2 separate regions of the Homo sapiens genome follow, and region 1 is linked to region 2. Evidence: chromatin contacts called from ENCODE Hi-C or POLR2A ChIA-PET data. All regions are on one chromosome and are shown on one strand. Each heading gives the region's core, a stretch centred on a gene start or an enhancer-like site at or near the end of the contact. The rest is flanking DNA. Distances are from core to core; before and after follow the strand shown.

Evidence for each region. A loop is a pair of places that touch in the nucleus more often than their neighbours do. ChIA-PET counts read pairs that join two places held with the same protein, here RNA polymerase II (POLR2A). Pooled maps may share reads with other maps.
Region 1: a map with no recorded cell type shows a loop between it and region 2 (1.8-fold over the local background). The contact joins two enhancer-like sites. A Hi-C loop is called at or near these places in 2 of 168 maps with a recorded cell type or tissue (Calu3 and GM11168), 10 of 37 single-sample maps with no recorded cell type and 1 of 50 pooled maps. POLR2A ChIA-PET finds 5 or more read pairs at or near these places in 4 of 52 experiments (BJ, GM12878, activated T-cell and 1 more).

Annotation. Positions count from the first base shown.
Region 1 is chr5:103,345,425-103,349,219 of GRCh38, forward strand. No RefSeq gene overlaps it. Among named protein-coding and RNA genes, the nearest start is that of MACIR, 89 kb to the left of the region's middle. Within about 2 kb of position 2,452, at least 2 of the 41 ENCODE cell types and tissues checked have a DNase peak (open chromatin) inside an H3K27ac peak, as active enhancers do.
Region 2 is chr5:103,270,556-103,274,052 of GRCh38, forward strand. All of the region lies in intron 2 of MACIR (macrophage immunometabolism regulator), which reads left to right. Among named protein-coding and RNA genes, the nearest start is that of MACIR, 14 kb to the left of the region's middle. Within about 2 kb of position 1,461, at least 2 of the 41 ENCODE cell types and tissues checked have a DNase peak (open chromatin) inside an H3K27ac peak, as active enhancers do.

The DNA of each region.
Region 1 (3,795 bases), core at 1,202-3,701, 76 kb after region 2:
CTGGAATCTGCCCATGCTGTCACCCTTATCTCACTTTCAACAACCAGAACTATAAAAAATAAATGTTTGTTCTTTAAACTACCTGGTTTGTGGCATTTTATTATAGCAAGTTAAACTAAGATATATGCCTAAGTGTAGTTTTGTTTTTGTTTTTTGCACTTGTCCTGCTTGCTATTCTCTTTGCTTCCTACATCGATGGTTTGGTGTCTTTTATTAGTTGGGCGACATTCTGAGTCATTACTGCTTCAAATATTGCTTCTGTTCCTTTTTCTTTTTCTTCCTCTTCTGGTATTCTAGTTATGGGTATATCATACCTTTTGTAGTTTTTCCACCGTTTGAGTTTTTTCAGTCTTTTTTTCTCTTTGTTTTTCAGTTTTGGAAGTTTCTATTGCCATATTCTTAAGCTCAGAGATTCTTTCCTCAGCCTTGTATAGTCTACTAATGAGCTCATCAAAGATTCTTTATTTTTATTATAGTGTTTCCCATCACTAACCTTTCCTTTTTATTCTTTCTTAGAATTTCCATCTCTCTGCTTCCATTATCCATCTGTTTTTGCATGTTGTCTGTTTTTTCCATTAATACGCCCTTAGCATATTCATCATATTTTTCTTAAATTCCGGATCTGATAATTGCAACATTTCTGCCATATCTGACTCGAATGCTTATTCAGTCTCTTCAAACAGTGTTTTTTGCCTTTTAGTGTATCTTGTAATTTTTTGTTGAAAGGTGGACATAATGTAATGAAAAAAAAGAACTGTGGTAAGTAGGCCTTCAATGGTATGGTGTTAAGGTATGGAGTAGGGGAAGCATTCTATATCCTGTGATTCGTTTCAGTCTTTTGATGAACCTGTGTCCCTAAATTTTACCTGTACTTGTCAGTTATTTTTCCTCCATTAAGTGGGACAGGATGGCTAAAGGGGGCTAGGTTCGGGTATTTCCCTTCCTCTAGATAAGTTAGGCTCTGCTGAAACTCTTGCCGGTGAGGCTCTAGTAAACTAGTTTCACCTGAGAGAGGCCTCATTAAGAACGGAATGCTCCGGTATGTTTTAAGAAGTTTCCTTTTCCCCGCCCCCGGCCAGAAGCAAGGGATTTTCCTCTAATACCTACTGTGAGAACCTGCTCAAGCTCCTGGAGGTAAAACTCACAAAAATGTGGAGGGCCCCCTATGGCTGATTCCCCCTGGAATTTTTAACGCTCAGAGTTGTCTGCCCTGAGCCTCTGGTAATTTGTCAATTACAGTTTGTCATGGAGGTTCCTGCTCTAGTAAGTCACGATTCTCTATACTCGATTGTCTGTCTTTCCAATTTTTGGGGCAGCGGTTTGCCCTGTGACCTCAATTCTCTGAGGGATCTAAGAAGAGTTGTTTATTTTTCAGTATGTTCAGCTTTTTATTTGTTATGATGGAGTTGTGACTTCTAATCTCTTTACTTGCTGGGGAAACAGAAGTCTGTCTAAACTCTTGATAACCATTATGCCTCATGTCTTCCCACTGGTTATTTATCAAATTGAATTCTGTGCTGTGTGGTGTCTTAGCCTGGGTTCTTCAAGAAGGAAAGTCTGAGTTAAAGCTTTATGTGCTATTATTTTAGCAGGAAGTTCAATTCCAGCAAGCAAGAAGGAGAAAAAAAGGGAATGAGATAAGGAAAGGAGAGCCAATATTGTGTGCTATGAAACTGGCCACTTCCTGGTATTGAATTCAATTGACTGTTCATTTTCAAGAAGACTTTGAAAAGATTATATAAACAATTATTTTTCAGAATAGTCTGTGGGGTGGAGGTGGGACTTAAGACTATCTGATGTCTCAGTCTTCCATTCATCAAAATTTCACTCCATGGTTTATCTCCCTTCCCCTACATTTCTGGGTTGCACACATGTTGTTTAAAAAAAAAGGTCTTATGGTGTCTTAGTTTTGGTTTGCCTGGAAGCAGGGCATGAATAAGGGTTTGGTGCAGGTGCAGATAGTTTATTAAAATGGTGATCCAGGAAGCAGGAGTAAGGGAGTTGGGAGGAAGAGTGAAAGAGAAAAATACAATGTAAAAGTGCATTATTGAGGTTCCTACAGTAAGCAATAGGGGCTTCATTCCAGTACAGAATTCTTCTCAGAATTGTACATTCATAGGATGGGAGGCTGGGGCATTAATCCACTATCTCCCATCCCCCACTTATTGAGAGTTGCCTGTAGGGGCTATAAGTCTTTTCCCTTTCTGGGAAGTGCTTAAATATGCATTCACATGCTTACATGGACATCTGGGATTTTGGAGAAGGCTCCTAGCTTGAAAAGCAGAGACATTGAGATATCAGCATGAGTCTGTGCTTGTGTGCAACTGCCCACAACAGAGGTGGGCCAGAGAGATGTGACATACATTATCTGATGCCTCGGGGAACAGGGAAGCTGTGGGGTGGATTGTCAGAGCAGTATTTCTTTTGTGGGATGGTGTGAGATTATGTCTCCAGAATGGCACTGACATGCTGATTTCAGGTGACTCATATTGTTTGTATAGTCAGGGACCCTGTTAAAATATTTGCCTGCGACTTCACATACCCTAGGGAAACCCTGCCTGTGTGAGGTAGGCTGGAGTCATTCAAAGTTCACTGCAGTAGCTGCAGCTAGAACAACAGAAAAGTAAGACTCAGAGGACATATAGTGGCATATAGGAGGTAACTGATATCCTTGGCTAAGTGCTTCTTCAGAAGTTTTACAGAGGATTTTTAGAGTCTTTACTTTCTATATGAATAGAATAATGTTTGCAAAAATTTTACGAGTGAGTCCACATGTAGAGAGGATTGCACAATGTGGCTGCTGCAAATTCATGTTATTCTGATGTATATACTCCTCCTATTCAGAAGGTGGGGGTCTGTTTCTTCAGTCCACCCTTTTGAACCTGGACCAGCAGATAACTAGCTTATGAGTGTCTGTATAAGAGAAGGTGCACCACTGGAGCTAGCCTTGTGACTTCCTTTGACTAACAGAACAAGGCAGAAGTGATGTTTTGCGAATTCTGGGACCTGAGCCTTAAGTGGTTGTGCAGCTTCTGCCTTTATTGTCCACACTGAGGCCAACATTGAGGGAGGTCGTTCTAGCCTATTGTAGGATGAGAGGCCATATGGAGGAGAACTGGGGAACCCCCACTGATGGCCAGCACCCACTCCCAGCATGTCAATAAGGCTATGGTGAATCCACCATTCTGGCAGCCCCTCTCTCTCAATGCAGTCATAGAAGAAAGTCGAGGCAAAACTAGAGGTCACTGCACAGCCAAGCCACAGAATCGTGAGAAATACTAAATCGTTGTTTCAAGACACTATGTTTAGGTGGTTTGTTATACAGCAACAGGTAACTAATCTAACATGAGCAAAATCCTGATAGTCTTTGGAACCATTTTTATGCCTTAATGAGATAGATGACTAAATTAAATGATGTGTTAATAAGTTAGCAAATACTAATAAGGTTTCATGTTGAGTTTTGGAGAGTTCCTCTTCAGTATTTAGCCAATGAAGAAACCACAAACAAGGAGTTGCTGTTCTATGCAAAAAAGTAAACTTATGAAAATTACACTCAGTGAAATAAAATGGCAAATAGTGCTTTAAGTAGTTTGTGTAACTATAACTAAAAAGAACATTTTATATGTATGAACCCGTGGCTTATGGGAAAAGAAGTGACAGTCATAATGTCCTTGTGTAAATGGTGCAAGTTTGTACTCGAATTCTAAATTATTTTGTGGATCATAGAAGTTACTAACACTTACTGAAAGGGTTTGAGGGAAGGGGGCTCTGTTTTCTGAGTAGGAACTGAGTTTA
Region 2 (3,497 bases), core at 211-2,710:
TTCAAAACAATAACAAGGAAAAACAATCACTTGAGCAGGTTATTGAGGTAAGAAAAAGATAGAAAGTATCTTCTGGAAGGGAAAGGTGGTTATAAAAAATGTTCATGGACTCTAAGACCTCTTTGAGATATCTCTGTGTATGGTTAAAGAAATTAGCAAGTAGGATGGTGCCCCAGGCTTAGAGCCTAGTGAAATAATTTTTGTTTCTAGGAGTGTGTCACTGACTCAGACACCCTATAGCATAGGAGCTGACTGTGGGCAATATCTGGATGTATCTTGGTGTTAAGTCACATTCTCAGCTTTTTGGAACCTTTGCTTTTCTTTCTCTCCATGAGAATTACATTGTACCCTACCTTTACCATATCCCTCCTATCATGAAAAATATGTTTGATAAACTAATTCAGTCTGTAATAGAGAAAAATAAAGGTGTTTTAAGAGAAGACAGCAAAAAAGAGCAATATTAAACTTGGCGGAATGAGTCTAACAATAGAATTTCATGCCTTTGACATCTCAGCTAAAGGTTTGGGGAGTTGGAATTTTTTTTAACAGGCATGCTGCTGATGTATAAATGAACTCTATATATAGGAAAGCTAATGAAGCAATTAATTTTTTGAGTTTCTTAAATGAAATACAGGTATTAGGATACGGTGTTTCTCAAAAAGAATTCTTTCTATACCATTTGTCAAATTTACCACCTGTTTTCAAAGCTGGTCTAAGGAGCCAAGGGCATTTAGGTTATATTTTGAAAGTATTGGTATTTATGCTCCAAATTTAGGTTTGGCCTCTCAGAGAGTATTCAGACCTATGCAGATTCTATAAGGGTTACAGGCTTTTGAACGTGCTTATCCTGGTGCACCAGGTTCTCCTATACATGTGTTGTGATTTGGACCTATTTGCTTTAGTTTTAGCCAAAATTTACAATTTCATTCTGTACCCAATGCTTTAAAAATGTACTGTGTACATTTTTAAAGAATTATTGTTACCTTTGTCTGATGTCATCTAGTTGGATCCACGTAAATTTCAGCAATATAGAAGCATCTATAAACGTTGCCAAATCTTTCATGTTTTATAAATACATTGGTGCTATTGTTACTGGTTGGATTGTGAGGGAATTAGATATTGAAGACCTTAGGTGTCATTTGAAAAATTGTATTGTTCCTGGTACTTTTTAAGAAGCTCAATTTCAAAAGCATTGTTCAATTACAAGTTGACGTTTCTATTCTTGTTTCATTTTCTGTTTTAGCTTCTTCTCTCCACATTTTGCTGCTTCTGTAATTATAAAATTAATACTTTTTCTATTTTCTATTTACAGTCTATTTTTGCTTTAAATTATATATGAAAGGCATTAATGGAAGCAAGAAAGGTATCTTTGATCTCTGGGTTTTAGTGCTCTGGAATGAAGCAGTTGGCATTAGACCTGATTTCTTGACTCACAGGTTATTCTTATTGATGTAGTGGGAAGTGTGGCACCTGTTGCATGGTACCTGTAGTGGTAATTTGTGAGAGTGCTTTGTAATTGTTTATCTTGGCAGCAAGCTTTTTGGATACAAGGTTTATTTGACAATATGAAACAAAATGCTGAGTCATGCATAGACTTATTAAAAATAACAAGTCTGTAAGCAGTTTTTTTCATGGTAAAACCTGAAGAATATACTGCTAAACACAGGCCATCTCTAGTTATAGTCACCATAGCTGAGTTTCCTGATGGATGTCTTTCAGTAAGAAATTTTGCTGTGGAAAATGTTGGACATCTGTATATCAAGATAGGTTGACTTTGAGACTGTTCAGTTTTTACTGTCTTTAGTGTCTTTTTTTTTTTTTCCAGAATTCTGGAGTTAGGAGGTACCCAGACTTCTTCCTCTGCAGATGGGACAGTGTCTAAAGAGCTTCTGCCCATTGTAAAAATAACCTGAGCAAGTTGATTCTGTAACTGTTCTCAGGATCTTGCTTCAATATGTAAATCTAGTCAAGAAATTCTCAGGAATGTAGTAGCATAAGAAGTTTTGTTTTCTGTCACACAGAAGAATGGGAGGTATGCTGCTTATTCAGCATTCAGCCCAACTACAAATGAAATATTTGACATTGAGGGCTGTCTTTTCTGAAATCCAGCCTCTACCTAGCTTTCTTGGTGCAGCATAGTAGATGTGTGTAGAAGGGCAATATATAAGTAAAACGAATCCTTTAGAAAAACAGAAGCCGTTTGTGAGAGTCTTGTTTCCAGCGTTCATGTTCCTACGTGAATATCGAGACCTGAAGTTGTTCTTGTACATGTGGCAGTATATTGCAGAGACCAATGAACCACCCAATGAGCTGTTAGTTTTGAGAATACACTATTTGTAGTTTGGAGCAAAAATACTGATGTTTGATAGCCAAAAAGTGCAAACAGTTTTCCAGCTCTGAGAATTGCTCATCAGAAGTTCAGCACATAGCAGCTATATATATTTAAAGTCAGCCTTTTCATGTTCCTGCGCCTTGAGACTCTCCCGCAGGAATCTCCCTAGAATACTGACCTGTTTTGCATTGGCTTTAGTTGCTCCACTGAGTATTTGTGTTGGAGGATATTAGAAATGCTTATTCTTTCAACTTTCTGATTAGATTCTGTTTTCCATAGTGAATGTTTTGTCTACCTCAGTAAAATATGGTAGATTTCATACACCAGACTGCCTGGTTGAAATTTCCAGAGCTCTTAAACCACATCTGTATCTTCTACTTAACAACCTAGGTTAAATCATTGTCTACCAGGTTGATGTGTGAAGATCCTGTTTGGATTGTTCTCTTCCCAAGCCAATTGATTTTTTTTTTTTTATGGTGTTATTGGCTGTTGGAAACTTAACTGATGAGTTACTTGTCTAACAATAGTGTCTATTTCTTATCAAATCAGATTTTGACCTTTACACAAGTCTTCACATTTCTAATTTTGCAGGTACTTCCAGGTATTTTCTAGCTAATATATTATTTCTGCCTATTTCTCTAAACCGTTGTCTCCTTCTAGGCTTTATCTTCAACCCCCAAGGATTCTCAGAATTTCTGACAGTTTACCTTGATGCAGCAGGATTGGCTTAGTATGGGGAAAAACTTTTGATGATTCTGTTGCCCTCAGAAGCCTGTGCCTCCTCCTCATTACTGTAACTTTGTGCATTATTAACTTACTTAGCAAATTTTTTCCCTCGTAGACAAAAAAGATGAATTTTAGCCTCACCTCTGTATGAATTATTACCCAATTTGGAATGTGTGGGGTCTGAAGTCATAGATTTAAAGAAATTTGTAATATACTAAATGAGAATGCAGTAAGCTGCGTGGTGGGACTCCAAGAGTTGTCATGGAGTGCCAGATTTGAAAGAGACCTAGACCAGAGTCTCAGAGTAGACAGACTGCTTGAGTGTCACTGCCTTGGTGACTCTCCTTGAGTGTGGTGCCCAGTCTTGGTGTGAGTGTGTGCCCTTTCCTCAATGGCCCTGGTTATTTTTTTTGCCTCACTGACCCTCCTTTCCTTCTCA